Linked DNA regions of Homo sapiens: region 2 is linked to region 1. Evidence: chromatin loops called from intact Hi-C (ENCODE). Cell type or tissue: endothelial cell of umbilical vein. All regions are shown on one strand. Each heading gives the region's core, and the rest is flanking DNA. Links, peaks and the distances in the headings are about the cores only. Region 1 overlaps ERG (ETS transcription factor ERG). Region 2 overlaps ERG (ETS transcription factor ERG).

The links. A loop is a pair of places that touch in the nucleus more often than their neighbours do. Peaks named below come from ENCODE experiments on the same cell type or tissue, not always from the same donor. Only the 100,000 strongest peaks of a DNase experiment are listed, where the experiment ranks them.
Region 2: a loop joins it to region 1, with 4 times the contacts of the local background. A loop is called at or near these places in 11 of 110 quality-filtered maps.

Annotation. Positions count from the first base shown.
Region 1 is chr21:38,384,674-38,393,013 of GRCh38, forward strand. ERG (ETS transcription factor ERG) reads right to left here. Exons shown (of 10, transcript NM_182918.4): 7 at 7,703-7,771; 8 at 6,986-7,042; 9 at 6,322-6,369. Among named protein-coding and RNA genes, the nearest start is that of LINC01423, 43 kb to the left of the region's middle. In endothelial cell of umbilical vein, for the core only: no CTCF peak of the experiment used is centred there; DNase peaks (open chromatin) are centred at 3,758, 4,618 and 5,448; H3K27ac peaks cover 4,072 bases.
Region 2 is chr21:38,484,780-38,493,119 of GRCh38, forward strand. The region is part of intron 1 of ERG (ETS transcription factor ERG); the gene reads right to left. Among named protein-coding and RNA genes, the nearest start is that of ERG, 9.5 kb to the right of the region's middle. In endothelial cell of umbilical vein, for the core only: no CTCF peak of the experiment used is centred there; DNase peaks (open chromatin) are centred at 1,706, 4,022, 6,992, 7,432 and 2 weaker places; H3K4me3 peaks cover 476 bases; H3K27ac peaks cover 7,800 bases.

The sequences.
Region 1 (8,340 bases), core at 135-8,134:
TTAGATTTAGGAAATGAACTTCTAAAAGTTTATGGAAAAAAATCGAGAATGGAAGTAAACACCATTATTTCTAACATAACATTTTGCTGGCGCTCAGAAAGCAATTCTGTGAAAACTTTTCCTAGAACAGAATTAACCCACTCAAAATGAGGAAGTTTAGGAAAAAAAAAAAAAAAGCTGGCTCTTTTTCAAACCAGATCACCCAGTTCCAGTATTTGGGCAAGCGCATCGTAACGGAAACCAGTGCCTTGCCTGTGTGCTGCAACGCCAATTGTGTTAAGCAGCATTTCCAGAAGAAAAACCCCAACAATGAGTGATTGCAAGTCCCCTTGGGAAGCTGAATGAGACTCTTCCTTTGTCAAAGAGATCACATTTAGCTGGGTGGACAAAGTCAGAATTTTCTTGATTTCATTGAAATCATACAGATACAGCTTTGTTTTATGAAATTCAAAGAAAAATCTAGGCACATCATTCTAGCTGCTATGTTACAATACTTGAAGATAGTTTATGGCTCCCTAGAAGACAGCAGCATGTAAATATTGACAGCAGTATCCGTACCAAGAGAAGCTAAGCTGTGCTGAACATATTTCAGAAGCTTAAGAACAGATGGGAGGTGGGTCTTTCCTCCCAAATTCCAGTTACAGCACTGCCTTAGACTTATTACCAAAAGATTACCTTTTATTATAGTGTAAGTAATATCAATCGATGTGATAAAATGATTAAAGTAACTTTAACTGACATCTACTCAGGGAAGTAATATACTGTAAAAATCAATTTTACGTTCATTTTCTTCTAAATCCTCGCTAGCCTCCTGTACATATCACCCAACTTATAAACTCTGCTTTGCATGTTGGCTACATGGACATGGATATTTTTGTGAATTTATCCATACAATAGCACTGTGAGAAAGGTCAGCTTTTTCTGAATCTATGCTGGAAAGTGCTCATTTTCAGTCTAGCAACACATTTGAAATGTATTAACAGCTTGTAGCTCATTGAAGTGGAAGCCTTTGCTTTTTCAGAACCACATATACAAACTGTTCCCAATCAAGTTTTGTTGCCTCCAACATTTTATTAATATGCATTTAGAAAATACAAAGAATGGTATGAGAAAACCATATGGTCTTAGTATATATATTGTAACCAAAAAATTACAACTTGAAAAAATTCCGTATATGACCTGGGAATAGGAAAAGGCATGGATTTTTGATTTAACAGTCTAACAGATGCTTCAATATAAACACATACGGTTGTTTGAAAATAAATATTCAGCGTCAACTTTCTCCCATAGAGAAAGCAACTCCACAGACCTGCCGAAATCACACTTGGAATCTACTCAAACCTTGGCATTGCCTCTTAGCAATTTGTCCCTCACCCATTTCTCTTATAAACGTGTGTAGGACAGAATCAGTGGACAAAAGTGATCTCATGTCTCTCCTATTTCTGAAGAGTTAGAAAGCAGGGGACCTAAATTTGTGGCAGCAAACTCTATGCCCAAAGGATGGATGAGCTAATTTCTCACTTGACTATTTTACCCAGTAGCCATAAAGACATAGGGCTCAGGACTGTGAGAATTTCAAGGGAGGGTCTATAGAAATAAGAGAACTGTAAGCAAAATTCATCAGCTTTCAAACCTTGAAAGAAACCTGGAAATGCAAAATCAATGAATGTTTAAGTAAATGGTAGAAAGAGTAACATCATGTCAAACTCATTAATTGTTAAATTTAATATTTGTAACAAAATTCGCTGCATTTTGCAGTGTGTAGAACAAAATTTCTCACTGCAAGAATTCTCAAAAATGAACAATGGTTGTTAAAAAATTGTCAGTGGTAAAGGAATTATTCTCAGTCATAAAATTTTAAGAGCAATTTTTAAATTCTTATTTTACTTCCAAAACAATAACATTTAATGTGTGACGAGGTGCATTTTAGAATATAGAATAGAGATTTCCAAACAAGAATGCTTAGGGTTTAGGAAAGCCTAAAAGTGGCTTGGGTCACTCATGGGCCAAACCAGGATTTACAAAGAGAAGTTCTTGAAAGACAAGAGCTTTCATTGAGTAGCATCACCACCTCTACCTTAGGACTCACCTTTCTTGGGTAAACCCTTCAGATCTATTTTTTTTTTTTACTCTCTCTTAATAACATCCTTGCGATGTCAGTAAGGAGGAACTAATTTTTTCTTAGGGTAATTACCAAAATAAAACATATTTGGAGGTAAAAAACAGTGGCAAGCAGCATTGTCCACCTACAGAGAACCCTGTGGGTGAAAGGGAGCGGCTGTGGCTTTTAAGAAGACAGAGGCACTCCTTTAATTTTACAGAGGAAAGTAATCTCCTAATATTGTTAAAAGAAAGGGAGAGAAACAGGGTAGCAAAGGGGTACAGACTGAGCAAAAAAGGGGGAAAAAAAAACTAAACGGTTTACAAACCACAGAGCAAAGCAGAGAGCTGCAGAGTGAGTCAGCAGCTGTGTCTGGTGGAAACAGCATCCTGGTGCAAAGCCCTGCAGCCGTCAGCTGATGAACAAGGGCAGTAAATACAGCCGTGAGGGGCCCCACCAGTACCATGTGGCAGTGGTTTGGGGCCACTTTCTCTAGAAGCCAGGGGTGGTGCAGAAGATCCCGTGTGCATGGCCTGGACCCTCTGCAAGGCAGCAGGTGTGTCCAGCAGGTGTGTCCTGAATGGAAGTCTCTGCCCCGAGGCTCAGTGAGGCTCAGGCACCACTTACTGGAGGGGCAGGAAAGCATGGTGGTAGGGAGCACCAACTTTGGAGTTGCCACTGCTTCAGCTGAATCCTGCCTCTGCCCTTTGTGGGACGTTTGGCAACTCTCGCAGCTCTCTCTGCCTCAGTATCGTCATCTGTAAAGTGGGGGTGATGGTAATAGTACTATCTTGCAAGATCATGGTAAGGATGAACTCAGTACTTGAATGGTCTTGTCAGAATTTCTTTGGGCTGAAAATCAGAGTTTAAGGAAAGATAACACTCCTCTCCTATAGCCAGGAAATGCCTAAAGAAAGAGAAATACTGTTCAATTGGCCTATTGAACCATGAAGAAGCTTGAAACGGTGCTATTCTTGGGCTGACTGATATCCTCTGAAAGCTTACTGTGTGCCATGCACCATTCTAAACGCTTTACATGTATTGGTTTATTTAATCCCCACAGGAATCATGTGATTAGTCCATTGGAGAAGTGACGAAATTGGAGCTTAGAGAGGTAGACTGACTTATTTTGCTTAGCGTTGGCAAGGGTTGAAATCCAGACTCTAGGCTGCCATGCTTAATCACTGCGCAAACTTGCTTTCAGGCCTGGTTTATGCACACCTCTGTAGCCTCCTCAGGTCCTTTCCATGTTGTCCCCTCCCTGGGGGACTCCCACTGGAAGACTGCACACTGCCACCTCCTAACAAATGGGAAAACATCCCTAGCCTGGTCTGTCGTTCTGCAAGAGGCAGGATGTATTTTCATGTGCACCATTGAAGAGTATCCAGTTAGCATCAAGGAAGCCTCTGAACATAACCCACCAAAGCTCTTTCATTAGAGGAACCATGTTAGATAGATTCTCAGCTGCTCTGATGGGATGTAAAGGAGCTGTGTTGCTTATAACCGATCCATGATATCAGAATGCAGGGACACACTGTTCTCAGCAGGAAAAGTGATGTCCAAAGTACACATCAAGTGAATATTTGGGATAGAGATGTTGGGATGCTGACATCATCCTGTGCATTCATACTATATGATGCAATCTTTCCACTTAAAATGATGAAAAGGAATTTGTATTGTATGAAGAGCAAAGACAGCAATTTTTAAGTGATGAAAGATTTATTTATCAGAGAATAGAAAAATAGAATCAAACAGGAAGAAGCATTGTCATTAATACAAAGATAAAAGACATTCTGGTTTCAGGGGAAAAGTTCACATGAGCACAACAGACACAAACCTAAAGATAGATGGAGAGAAAGTCAAATTCATCAGAAACTAAATGAAATAAATCTTTATCTTAAAGTCACTTGCCTGCAAATCAAAGATGGGATGTTGCCATTTTCTCCAGGCCCATTAAGAACAGTCTTAATGGTATGAAGCACAGTCCTCCTTCCCCAGGCCTGTGATGAGTTTCCGGTCTCCTTGCTCTGAGCTCAGGTCCCTCTATCTACAAAGGGCATCCCCGGGCTGCTGGGCCCAGGGCATATGCAGTGTTCCCTTGTGAAAGCTGGCACTTTGCTTAGGAGCAAGTGACTCAGGCCCTATTCTACAAACAAGCCAAGCAGTACCTTTGGGCTGTGACAACGTGGTCATGGACATATATGTTTCATTTGGCCAATGTGTGAGTGCAAAGGCCAGTTTGGTCTTCTTTGGTGCAGCTTGACTCTTTCCTCCTCTTCCTTCCTGACCTCAGATTCATCGCCTGCACCTAAGCAGTTATGACCCTGAAAGGAAATCCTTGCTTTCTATTCTCACAGTCCGCATTTTGTAAGACCTCCTCTTCCCTTCATACTTAGTCAGTGGCAGAGTAGGGCAAGAAAACAAAAGTAGACTTTGCAGACAGAGTCAGGTTTCTAACCTGACCTCCCTTATCATTGGCTGTGTGACACAGGAAAAGTTACTTAACTTCTCTGGACTTCTAATTCCTTTTCTGTAGGATGGAGATAGTAACCTCCCAGGGCTGTTATGAGACACAGAAGGGACCACAGACATTCTATGGGGGGCATTCTGCGGGATGGGAGCTGTTTGATTGTTATTTCACATGATTGTATTAACATTCCCAGAGTGTTTCAGCTTCCGTCATTTTCTTTTTTCTAATCTATCCTGAACATTGCTGCCAGATCAGTCTTCCTGAAGCATGACTGATAATAATCATCTCAAAACATAGTCATTATTTTTATTTGAATGGTTATATGGCAGAGTTGCAAATGAAAAGCTGAGCAGAAGGCTGAGAAGAGACCACAGCCTCAGGAGCCTGGGCTACTAGATGAAAGCCAGCATGAGCAAAAAGGGCCTGTGGCTCTGTGTTTGGGACAATGTTGTAACTACCTGTGTCCATCTCTCCACGGACCAAAAGCACCCTGAGCTAAAGGACTATATCTCATTATCCTTGGCATTCATGTATGCAACAAATAATTATTGAGCACCTAGTCTAGGCCCCAGGCTAACTAGTTTTCTTTAGATTTTCAGCTGTGTAAAAAAAATTCATTGAATTCATTAACATTAACCAAAATTTAACTTCAAAAATACAGATGTTCAATAATGATAACATTTCGTGTTTTCAATGTGTAGATTCTCTTGCAGGGATGTACACTGATTAAATCTTAATTATTCCATTTCGAACCTTATTTTGGCCTCAACGTTTAGGAAATACACATTCCATCTTGTGCTTGCAATATGCCTGTAACATCTTGGCATTTGAATTTGCAGTTGGGAATATGCAGCATAGGCTATGAATTTCTGAAGCTGGTGCCAGCACAGCTGGTTCTGATCTGAATACAAACAAATAAAACTATGTGGTTGGCACTGAAACACTAGGACAGGTGACAAACCTTGGCAATGCACTGGTTACAAATGGGCTAATTAAGAATCTGCACTTTCTTCTAGCATCGAAGTTCAGAAACAGACCATCGAAGATGAGCCTGAATTTGAAGTCTTGTGGTTGTATCAAGGCTCTCTTTTAAAAAATACTAGTTATTTTATCTGCTTGTATAATGGGTTGAATTGTGTTCCCTCAATTCCCTATGTTGAAATCTTAACCCGCAGTATCTAAGAATGTGACCTTTTTTGGAGATAAGATCCTAAATGAGGTAATCAAGTTATAGTAAGGTTATGGGGTAGGTATTCCAACCTGACCAATGTCCTTATGCAAAAGAGGCATTTGGACACAGAGACTGACACACACAGAGAGATGATGATGAGAAGAGACACGAGGAGATGATGGCTATCTGTAAGCCAGGGAGAGCCCCCAGGACAGATCCCTCCCTCACAGCCCTGAGAAGGAACGAAACCTGCCACCATGACACTCTGATTTCAGACTTCCAGCCTCCAGAACTGCGAGACAATAAACTGTTGTTGTTTAAGCCACCTAATCCGTGGTACTTTGTTACAGCAGCCCTAGAAAACTATTACAGCTTGGATTAGGTTATAATGTTCTTTGCTGAAGCTGAAATCTTAATTTATAACCCAACCCATCTTTCCATTAAGGCAAATAATTCAGTGAGACCTAAAACTAAAATCTGTTCAGTTGAAGGAATTTCTCACCAATACCAATTTACTTTTCAAAATAACCACTGCCAAAAAGTAATTTTGTAAGAAGAAAATCATCAGCAGTTTCTCACCTGGATTTGCAAGGCGGCTACTTGTTGGTCCAAGAATCTGATAAGGATCTACAGCAAAAAGAAACAAAGTCAAATCCTAGACATAGTTGTAACATAGTATGATGTGACTTCAGACATAATGCCTGACTTAATTGTTTTTTCAGATTTCAGAGCCGAAAATGTCCTCCAACTCCAAATCAACTGCCTCCACCTCCTCTATGAGAGAAGATGTCACACGGCATCTCAGATGTCTTGCTAGGGGACTCCTAATTGGTGGCAGGGCTTGGATTCAACCCCAGGATCCTGACATATAGCTCAAGGCTCACACCAACCAATGATATAAAGAGGGCAAACATGTGCCAAGCCCCATCAATCCAGGGCCGTGCAGGCTGTGTTGTTTAGGCATGGAAAGTAAAATCTAAAAAATTAATGGATCACAAAGAAGCAGCCTGTGTGCACGTAGAATTTTTTTCCCTATTTATTGCATAGTTGGGGACGTGTTTTAGCACCATCTCAAGTCACCTCGCATGAGTAGGCTGATGACTTGGGCCCTATCTTATGTATGGAGCTGTCGAAAAGAGGCAAACAATCATGTTAATTTCCATTAAAAAGTGAAGCATTTTAGAAATGTGCTGCTGAGCCTGAATCTTCTCTTATGGTTATCCAGACGGCCCCTGAAACATACCTAACTGAGGACGCTGGTCTTCAGTTTTGGGCACTGTGGAAGGAGATGGTTGAGCAGCTGAAAATCCAGAAATACAAAAGGCAATTAGCTATAACAGATTTGGTCACTAGTCTTTGATGTTGTTGCATAATCATTCTATCAGTTAATTTAGTTATTAACATAATAGTCTAACTCAGAAGCATCTCACGGTAAGGAAAAATTTTCCTTTCTGATGAAATCAAATGTAAACACTGTAACAAAAAAAGAGGACATTTCCAATTATTTAAAAAATGGATACCTCCCACTTTTTCCAAAAGTAAAAAAAAAAAAGAATTTGGAATGGCTTACCAAACAGATTACAATAAATCATAGTCTAAGATAAACACATAAAGGGAAACCACCAGTCAAATAAAGTAAAGCCAGGGATACTTTTAAGCATGGCCAAGATTCAGGAAAACACCGATTATTTAATGTGTACTCAAACATCCCATGAAACATGCATTTGTGAAGGTTGACATACACTACATCATTCCTTTATTTTTGTTATGAAAGTCCTGATGACCCAAATGGAGAAAGAATCACTGCAGTGAAAGATCAATTGTACTCTTGTCGTCAATGGAACAAACCCATCACATGTTGCAAAATCACAGATTAACCACAGAAATTATTATATACTCCATCAACAGTCATCCACTGCCTGTGACATGAAACTCAGGGTCATGGGAGCCAACACTGTACCTTTCGACTGGGGCGTGGGGTGGCCGTGACCGGTCCAGGCTGATCTCCTGGGGGGCTCATATGGTAAATCTGTAAAGACAAATAAATTGACTAAAAGATCAATCATGTAATTTTTATAAGAGATGCTTTGGTTTTTTATTTGATTTTGTATTTATTAGAATAAACTTTGTGCAAAAAAATCTGGTAATCCAAAGAAATATCCCACTAGATTTGAGTTTTATTTACAAATTAAAATTTCATATATTATAGTGGTCTAAAATTCTCACCCGTTTGTCTGAAAACTTCCATTGGCAGATTCTCCCAGAGCTTTCCAACTCTTCTAATTTCCTACAACCATAAGTCAAGACCCCAATAAAAGTTTCTTACAATCTAGTTCATCCTGCTTCCACTGGGACTGATCTACATCTGTCTCTTTATTATCTTCATGACTCATCCAAAGCAGAGTCTACAACTTGGATGAACCAGCCCATTTTTGTTTGAGGTCTGTTCCTAAATCAATCAAATGACATTCAGCTTCTTTTTCTTCTTGCATCTCCTGGGAAGTGATCGCTGCCTTATCTTTTTATTTGCCAGCTGCCTCTCTTAGCCAACTCCCATTTTCCCTTTATAATCTCATCAATTTATATTAAATCAGTCTT
Region 2 (8,340 bases), core at 174-8,173, 100 kb after region 1:
CCTAGTGACATACAGCTGTAGTAACACTGTAGCACAATGCATTTCTCACATGTTTTTGGTGGTGCTGGTGTACAAACCTACTGTGTTGCCAGTTGTATAAAGTATAGCACATACAATTCTGTACAGTACATAATAGTTGATAATGATAATAGTTGACTATGTTATTGGTTTACATATTTACTATACCATACTTTTCATCATTATTTTAGAGTGTACTTTTTCTATTTCCAAAAAAAAAAAAAGTTAATTGTAAAACAGCCTCAGGCAGGTCCTTCAAGAAGGATTCCAAAATAAGGCACTGTTATCGTAGGAGATGACAGCTCCACACAGATTATTGTCCCTGCAGACCTTCCAGTGGCACAGGGACAAGATGTAGAGATGAAAAACAGTGATATTGATGATCCTGACCCTGTGTAGACCTACGCTAATGTATGTGTTTGTGTCTTAGTTTTTAATAAAAAGTTTAGAAAGTTAAAAAAAAAATAGAACAAAGCTTATTGAGTAAGGATATAAAGAATGAAAATATTTCTGTACAACTGAACCACATATTTGTGTTTCAAGCTAAGTGAGTACAAAAGAGTCAAAAAGTTTAAAAAATTAATAAGTAAAAAAAGTTATAGTAATCTAATATGAATTTACTATTGAAGAAATGTTTTAATAAATTTAGTGTAAATATACAGTCTTTTTTTTTTTTTTTTTGAGATGGAGTCTCGCTGTGTCACCAGACTAGAGTGCTGTGGCGCAATCTCAGCTCACTGCAACCTCCAACTCCCTGGTTCAAGGGATTCTCCTCCCTCCGCCTCCCAAGTAGCTGGGATTACAGGCATGCGCCACCATGCCCGGCTAATTTTTGTATTTTTAGTAGAGATGGGGTTTCACTATGTTGGCCAGGATGGTCTCGATCTCCTGACCTCGTGATCCGCCCACCTCGGCCTCCCAAAGTGCTGGGATTACAGGCATGAGCCACCGCGCCTGGCCAATATACAGTGTTTATAAGTCTACAGTAGTAGATAGTGATGTCCTAGGCTTTCACATTCACTAACCACTCACTGATTCACCCAGATCCACAGCCACTTTCCATCCTGCAAGCTCCATTCATGGTAAGTGCCTTATACAGGTGTACAGGTGTATCATTTTTTTCCCTTCTTAATAATAATAATTATTATTATTTTGAGATGGGGTCTCGCTCTGTAGCCCAGGCTGGAGTGCAGAGGCATGATCTCAGCTCACAGCAACCTTTGCCTCCCAGGTTCAAGCAATTCTCCTGCCTCAGCCTCCTGAGTAGCTGGGACTACAGGTGCGTGCCACCATGCCTGGCTAATTTTTTATATTTTTAGTAGAGACGGGATTTCACTGTGTTAGCCAGGATGGTCTCCATCTCCTGACCTCGTGATCTGCCCGCCTCAGCCTCCCAAAGTGCTGGGATTACAGGTGTGAGCCACCGCACCTGGCCTCTACTGCATTATTACTATACCTTTCCCACATTTTGATACATAAAAACCATTGTGTTAAGTGTCACAATTGCCTACAGTATTCAGCCTGGTCACATGCTGCACAGGTTTGTAGCCTAGGAGCACAGGCTACACTTATAGCCTGTAGCCTACGTGTGCAGCCGGCTATGCCATGTACATTTGTGTAAGTGCTCTTTGTGATGTTTGCACGATGAAATCATCTAACAACTCATTTCTCAGAACTGACCGGGCATGGTGATGCATGACTGTGTAGGGAAATACTTTCACCCCTTTAGAAGAAGCTATAAATAACCAGGTATAAATGCAGGATTCCTTTCCAAAGACAAATACTGGAAACAAACACAATCAAGGAAGATAATTGATTACTTCAAAAAAACAATTGAGATATGAGAGTAAATTAAATAAGAAGACTGTGACTAGGATAAGTAACCAATAACAGCCCATAACAGCTAACATTATTATTATTGTTGTTATTATTATGAGATGAGGTATTTTGCCAGGTTGCCCAGGCTGACCTCAGATACTGAGGCTCAAGAGATCCTTTGCTTTGGCTTCCCGAGAAGCTGAAACTACAGGCAGCTGCCAGCATGCCTGGTCTGCAATTTACATCTTTTGTACACTACAGCACGTTACTGTTCAAAGCACATACAAGTATTAAGCTGCTTAATCCTTGCAACACTACCAAGAAGTAGGAGTTATTATCATGACTGACTCTCTTCTACAGATGAGGAAACGAGGCACAGGGAAGTGAAAGGCGTGGTGGGACAGGGACCTGCGGTCTGGATCTGCTTCATATAGAGAAACTGGGTTCTTAAGAAGGAAAATGGGCCTTAATTTCTAAATCGTAACAAGTTCAGCCCTCACTCCTCTTTTTTTTTTTTTTTTCACTATCCTGGAAAAAAAAAAGAAGTGGATAGAAAGGTACTAATAACAATGAGTTTAATTTCTCAAATTTTATTATTCTTTAAAAAGGATACATTGGTACAGGAGTAAAGACAAAAAAAATCAAAAAAGAATCGAGTATTCAAAGACCCTTGATGGTGTAACATCAATTATTTTAATTTTGTTTTTAAAATTTTTATTTTCTAAACTCCTATAATAATTGTTTTTCAAATGGGGAAAAAGAACGAAGTTTTTATTACTGCCTTTCTTTCTACAATATATTATTCAATGGAGATACTGAACCTGTATTTGCTACAGGCTAAAGAAAATAAAATAAAACAATCCCTAGCCAGGCAAGGGAGATTTTCAGAGAGGATGCCAACAGGGTCCTATCCCATCAGGCATCCATGACAAATCTGTCTGCTGTCTGGTCCTGTAGCATCACCCAAATGTGGTTCAGGCAGCACTGGAAACAATACAGACTCAGGAGATCAGGGAAGTCATTTTGCAAAGAAGCAGAAGTGTCAGGAGGTAGCACCTGTAAGGATGAATGCTGGAGCTGTCTCATGGAGTTTCACAGAAAGGTAACAAGCTGCACAATGACTGTCTAGGGGCAACAGATACATAGGAGGAAAGCAGTCTTCATTCAAACAGGATACTGAGATTGACATAGTGTGTCTTCCAACAAGATAAGCAAAAGTATGTGAAGAAATGAGTCCCTAAAGGAAAATATCTCTTTGGGCAATTTCACTTCAATTCAATTTCATGTTAAATACAAAATACATATATTGAATATGTGGATAAAATCACTAGAATATATTCGTGCAATAACATCTACGTGAGACATGACAGCATCTCACCATGTCTGGCAGTCTCTCGGGGTCAAATGCAATCTCTGCCCCCCACCTGGCAGTCATCGGCACTTATGGAATAGGCCAGGCAGAAGGCTCTGTTAGATACTGCCTTCTTCCCTTCGCAATGCACTGTCCCAGACTTCCTGGGGTGAGAGAAGTGATTGTCTATGAGAGCTAGCTTGGAGTGAATGAAAACAGCATTTAAGAGGCTCAGCATTTTCTGATCGCCAAAGGGGGTACCCTTCAACATGAGGTGACCCAGCAATGATTGGCTGCTGAGTTCTTTGAGTATTTTAGGGACCTGCAGGAGATCTGGGTGGAGCTGTGGGTTTCCGTGTGTACAGTGTGTAAACATCACCCTTTGGTGCTTCGCCAGTGCTTAAGGGGCTCCCAGGTGCTATTTATTTTGTTTAGTTTATTGTTCAGTGTTATTGTTTGTTGACTTGATCTATTTTTTTTTCTCCTACAAAGGGGCCAGTCTGCAAGGACACATCCTGTAGATGGCTAATTGATGATGCCCTATTGTTTAGTGTGTGTGCACTGTGGTTTTATTTGCTTCGGTTCAAAGGGCCTAAACAATGCATTCGTTGGAATTTAGTAACTGCTGTAAAATCAGCACAGAGAACAATCTGTGAGCTGATATTTTTTGTACCCAAATCTGGTAATCTCTGCTTGACTAAAGAAAGCAAAATCTAAAATGACCTTTCAACTAACCATAGAAAAGGCCTTCCATTGAATCTCAAAGAGACTTATTTTTCTACCAAATATAAAAACATTCGAATTATGCATCATTTTCCATGATTCAAAGGAGACAGAGGTGCCTACGGGGCATGTTACTCATAGACAAGTCTATTCTAGTCTAATCACGTCCCCTTAAAAATCACCGAGTAGATGACACCGAGGATGAGAACGAGGTACTGTAATCATTACTTTAGAAACTTTATATTTTTACCTGTTTCAAGACAGAATTCTCCTAGAAAATCTGGAGCAACAAGCTTATTCCCCTTGGAGAGGAGATAACGAATAATGGACCACGCATTCGGAGAGAGGAAGTTTCCACTGGGAGCCCTTCCTGCATCAGTGCGTCTCTGGTTGGGCTGGCTATCTGTGTAGGAAGTGAACGCAGGAAGTATCTGTCTACAAACCCTTTATCCTCAAGGTAATTGCTGTAGCAGCATTTTACTGTTTACCAAAGCAGTAAACATGTGATCTAAAAAAAGATGTTTTCCATCTCCAGAAGAACAAGGCTTTAAAAAATGTATACATGTGCTTATTTTGTAACCAGCTTATCAAAATTGGTTACAATAGGCTTGGGCTTTCAACAGTGAGTCCATGAAAACAGCTCTTGGGATGGACAGAGGTACCCTCACAGGGATGCACAAGAAACAAAGAAGTGGCTTCCTTCACTAGAATGCTATCCTAGCAACACACATTTTATGTCTTTTCTCCTAAGACCGGCTTAACCGAGTTCATACTGTTTGGCTTACAAAGAAGGTAAAGTCAACAAAACTATCTATGTTAATTCAGGTTGGTAGAATGAGTAATTCACAAAGTCCAATAACTCATAAAAGTCACTTACATTTGGCCTTGGACAATATTCTTATTTTTACGTGACTATAAATATGCTTCCAGTTTAGGAGTTCACACAAGACAAAGTGAAAAGTTAGAACTCAAAAGGAGATGTGTAGTGGCTGCTTTTGCTGACTTTTGCCTGGCGTAGGCCAAGCCTCCTGGTCCGTCTTTTCCTTTGTTTCTTTATTCCAGATCAAGCTTGCAAACCTGCACCGTCCCAGATTTCCTGGGGTAAGAGAAGTGATTGTCTAGGAGAGGCAGCTTGGAATGAATAAAAACAGGTCCAGGAAGGATCCCTCAGCATTTAAGAGGCTCAGGAGGGGTCCCCCTCATCATCCTTGTTGTCTTTTGTGTTTTTCAAGCCGCCTTCCAGGTGGATAGCGATTGCAATGAGAGAGAAAGAGTATGGAAGGAGAATAAGAAGAATAGGGAGACACAGAAGTTAACAACGCCCTGAATGTCTCCTTCCAGGACCTGCTGTGCAGTGTCCGGTGAACTCACCAGCAAGCATTTCCCAGCCCTGTTTTAAGCAATCTCCAATGCAGATCAGGTGCTCGTGAATAATTGGGAGCTCACTGTGTCTGTCAGAGTTCTTACTTTATAATGAAGAGATAAAAACATGTTCATCACAGGAAAATGGACAAATTGGCTAATTGAAAACAAAATTCAATTCACAAACTGTTGTAGAAATTGAAAAAAAAAAGGTAGGGGGAAATGCTTTTCATAGATTCCCTGATTTTAGTCTTAGAAGAAAAATGTATTTGGCTTGAATGAATAGTAAAATTAACTAACTTTGATTGAGGAGCTTATGTGTGCCATATACAGTTCTGGGCTCTTGCGACTTGGTGAATCTCACTATAACCCTGTGAAGTAGGAACTATCACTCTACCCATTTCACCGATGGAAAAGCCTATCTCCTGTGAGGCTGTGGCTTGCCAAAGGTGAAATGGCCAGGAAGTAGAACAGCCAGGGAGTGAACCCCAAAAGCCAGGTGGGAGCCCATTTCCCCTGCCCACTGCACGAGACCCCTCCCCGGTTTGAAGATCCGATAGGGGCACTGCTGTTAGCTCCCCCTGCGTCCTGGCAGCAGCACAGTCAGCAGATGGTCACTGTGGAGAAGGCGGAGCTGACCACCTCCATTTTCCTATAAGGGAGCTAGGGCCAGGAGAGGTGCGTTCACCTGGGGAAGTCCTGCAGCATCAAACTAAAGCTCCGGGCCACCCTCTCCCAGATGGGCCTCTTTCCACTTCCCCTTGCCAGCAGCTATATCTATGCCTCCCATCCGTTGCACGGAAGATAAGGCCAATCCCTTTTCCACAGAGGCTATTTTAAGGATGCCACGAAGAAATACAGAGTACCAAGTGCCTCCCTGGGCCAAAGATAAAAGTGGGCTGTGCTCTCTGGATTCAACCTTCATGTTTTTGATGCTCTCTGGAAGGTCAGGGAAGGCACACATATCGTATGGATCCAAAGAGGACTACGCAATGCAAAACCACATACTTTTTTTTTCTTTTTAACTTGGAGCAATGTCTTGGGACATCTACCTCAAATTGAGACACAAACTAATTGTGTTGACAGATTCTAAAGTGTTGTTTCAACAGTTTCTTCTTCCTCAAAGGTGAGCATCATGTGCACACTGTCAAAATTAAAAAAAAAAAAAAAAAGACCCAATAAAACCCGATGAAACCCAAAGAGCATGGAGATGAGAAACTCACTGCTGGCTGACGATCTGAATGAATGGCCTTGGGGGGAATGTGAATGTGGAGGTAGCAGAAGGGTCCTGTCTTCAGTGCTGATTCTGTATCAATACTTGGTAAATTTAAAAAACAAAAAAACCAGCAAGGGAGATTTTAAATCATCAAGGCAGAAGGATTTAAAAAGTGGAATGTGTTAAATGCAAGAGTGCGGGATCTTTGCATAAAGTTATTATATTTTCAAAAATTCGACAAGCATTGTTTTTACCAAACGTGTTTAAAGTAACAGCCCTGAGGTTAATGTTATGATTGGATTCTGATGTGGCACTTTAAAAATAAATCATTTTGCTTGGCCTTAGCATTTCTTTTCAAAATGTCTCTGTACTTATCTGTGTACAACAGCAGATTACCGTTCTTCCCAGAGTTTAATTCCATGAACACCCTGCTGAAAGACTTGTTAAGGCCTTATGGAAAACTCTGACCTGCGTGTTCATTATTGACGCCCAAGACGAGTGCAAGGAAGTTGATACTTGGGATGAGGAAATTTAAATCAGCAGCTGATCTGGAATCTGGAAGCACTGCCCCTTGGATCTCGCCAAATATGGAAAGAATTCTTGTCACTGAGCAAATATAGAATTCAGTGCTAGAGTTTTACCTCTTGAATTTTCTAGAACTTTGTTTTGATTAGCCACCTAGAGTATAAGAATTGCTGCCTATGGGATTTTTCCCAGAAGAGTAGATAACATAAAGTAACCAGCGATAATAATTTTCATTATCCAATTATTTCATGTGTCTCCATAACACTTAATACATCATGTTTCTCTGCACAGTAATTCACTATGTACAGCTAGGGTGAATAGCAGGAAAAAAGAGATCAGATGATAAAGAGAAGGGAGACAGATTTGTGTGACTTGTATAAGATACTTCGCCTCTCTAATCCTTTGTCCTTATCTGTAAGAAAGCAGCAGTACCCAGGCTGCTGTGAGGATCACATGAGACATTATGAGAGTTTAGCACAGGACTTGGCACATAACAAGCAGTTATTAGGATGATGTTAGTTTGGATTATGAATTCAAGATACTACAGCTACATTTTTTATACTTTCTTAAACATCAATTTAAGTCAATTTTAATTAACGTTATTTTACTAGGAGAAATGTCTCTAAAAACATAAGAATTCTATTTGAAGTCTACAATGATAATTACATTACTCTGATATCTTAACTTCCTCTTTATGATTTCAAATAATTAAAATTTAAGTTTATGTTTTCAACAAGTGCTTATTGAACCTCTACTCTTTGCCAGTCACTGTTGAGGACACAGAAGAAATGGATAAGATATCACTAAAAACAGCTTCTGCGATATCAGTGGGTATACATAAATTATTCACACTCAACAACAAACACAAGCAAAGCTGGGAGAATGTGCTGACAGGAAAGAAAATGAAGAGTGGGAGAGTGGACAGATGGGAATCGATGTGAAATTTTATAAAACATGTCTTGGCCAAGCTCAGTAGGGGAAATATGTGGAAAGTAAGCTAGACCAAACAGAGAATAAAAGTATAAATAAGAAAAAAAATCCAGAGGTCACAGTGGACCACTAGCCAAAATGGGTTCACAGCAAACAAACAAAAAAATGTAATGAAATACTAAAATTAAAGAAGTACAAATAAAAATGAGATTCTGTTCTTATCTGTCAGAATGGCAAAGATTCAAAGAGTAAAATATTCAGAGTTGTTATGGGTGTAGTGTGGAACTGGTCTCATATGTGGCTAGAAAAAGGGAGAACTGGTATAATCCTTCCAGAGAATAATCTGGTAATTATTTTTTAAATTGGCAAATATTTAAATTTGGCAAAGACTTAAAAA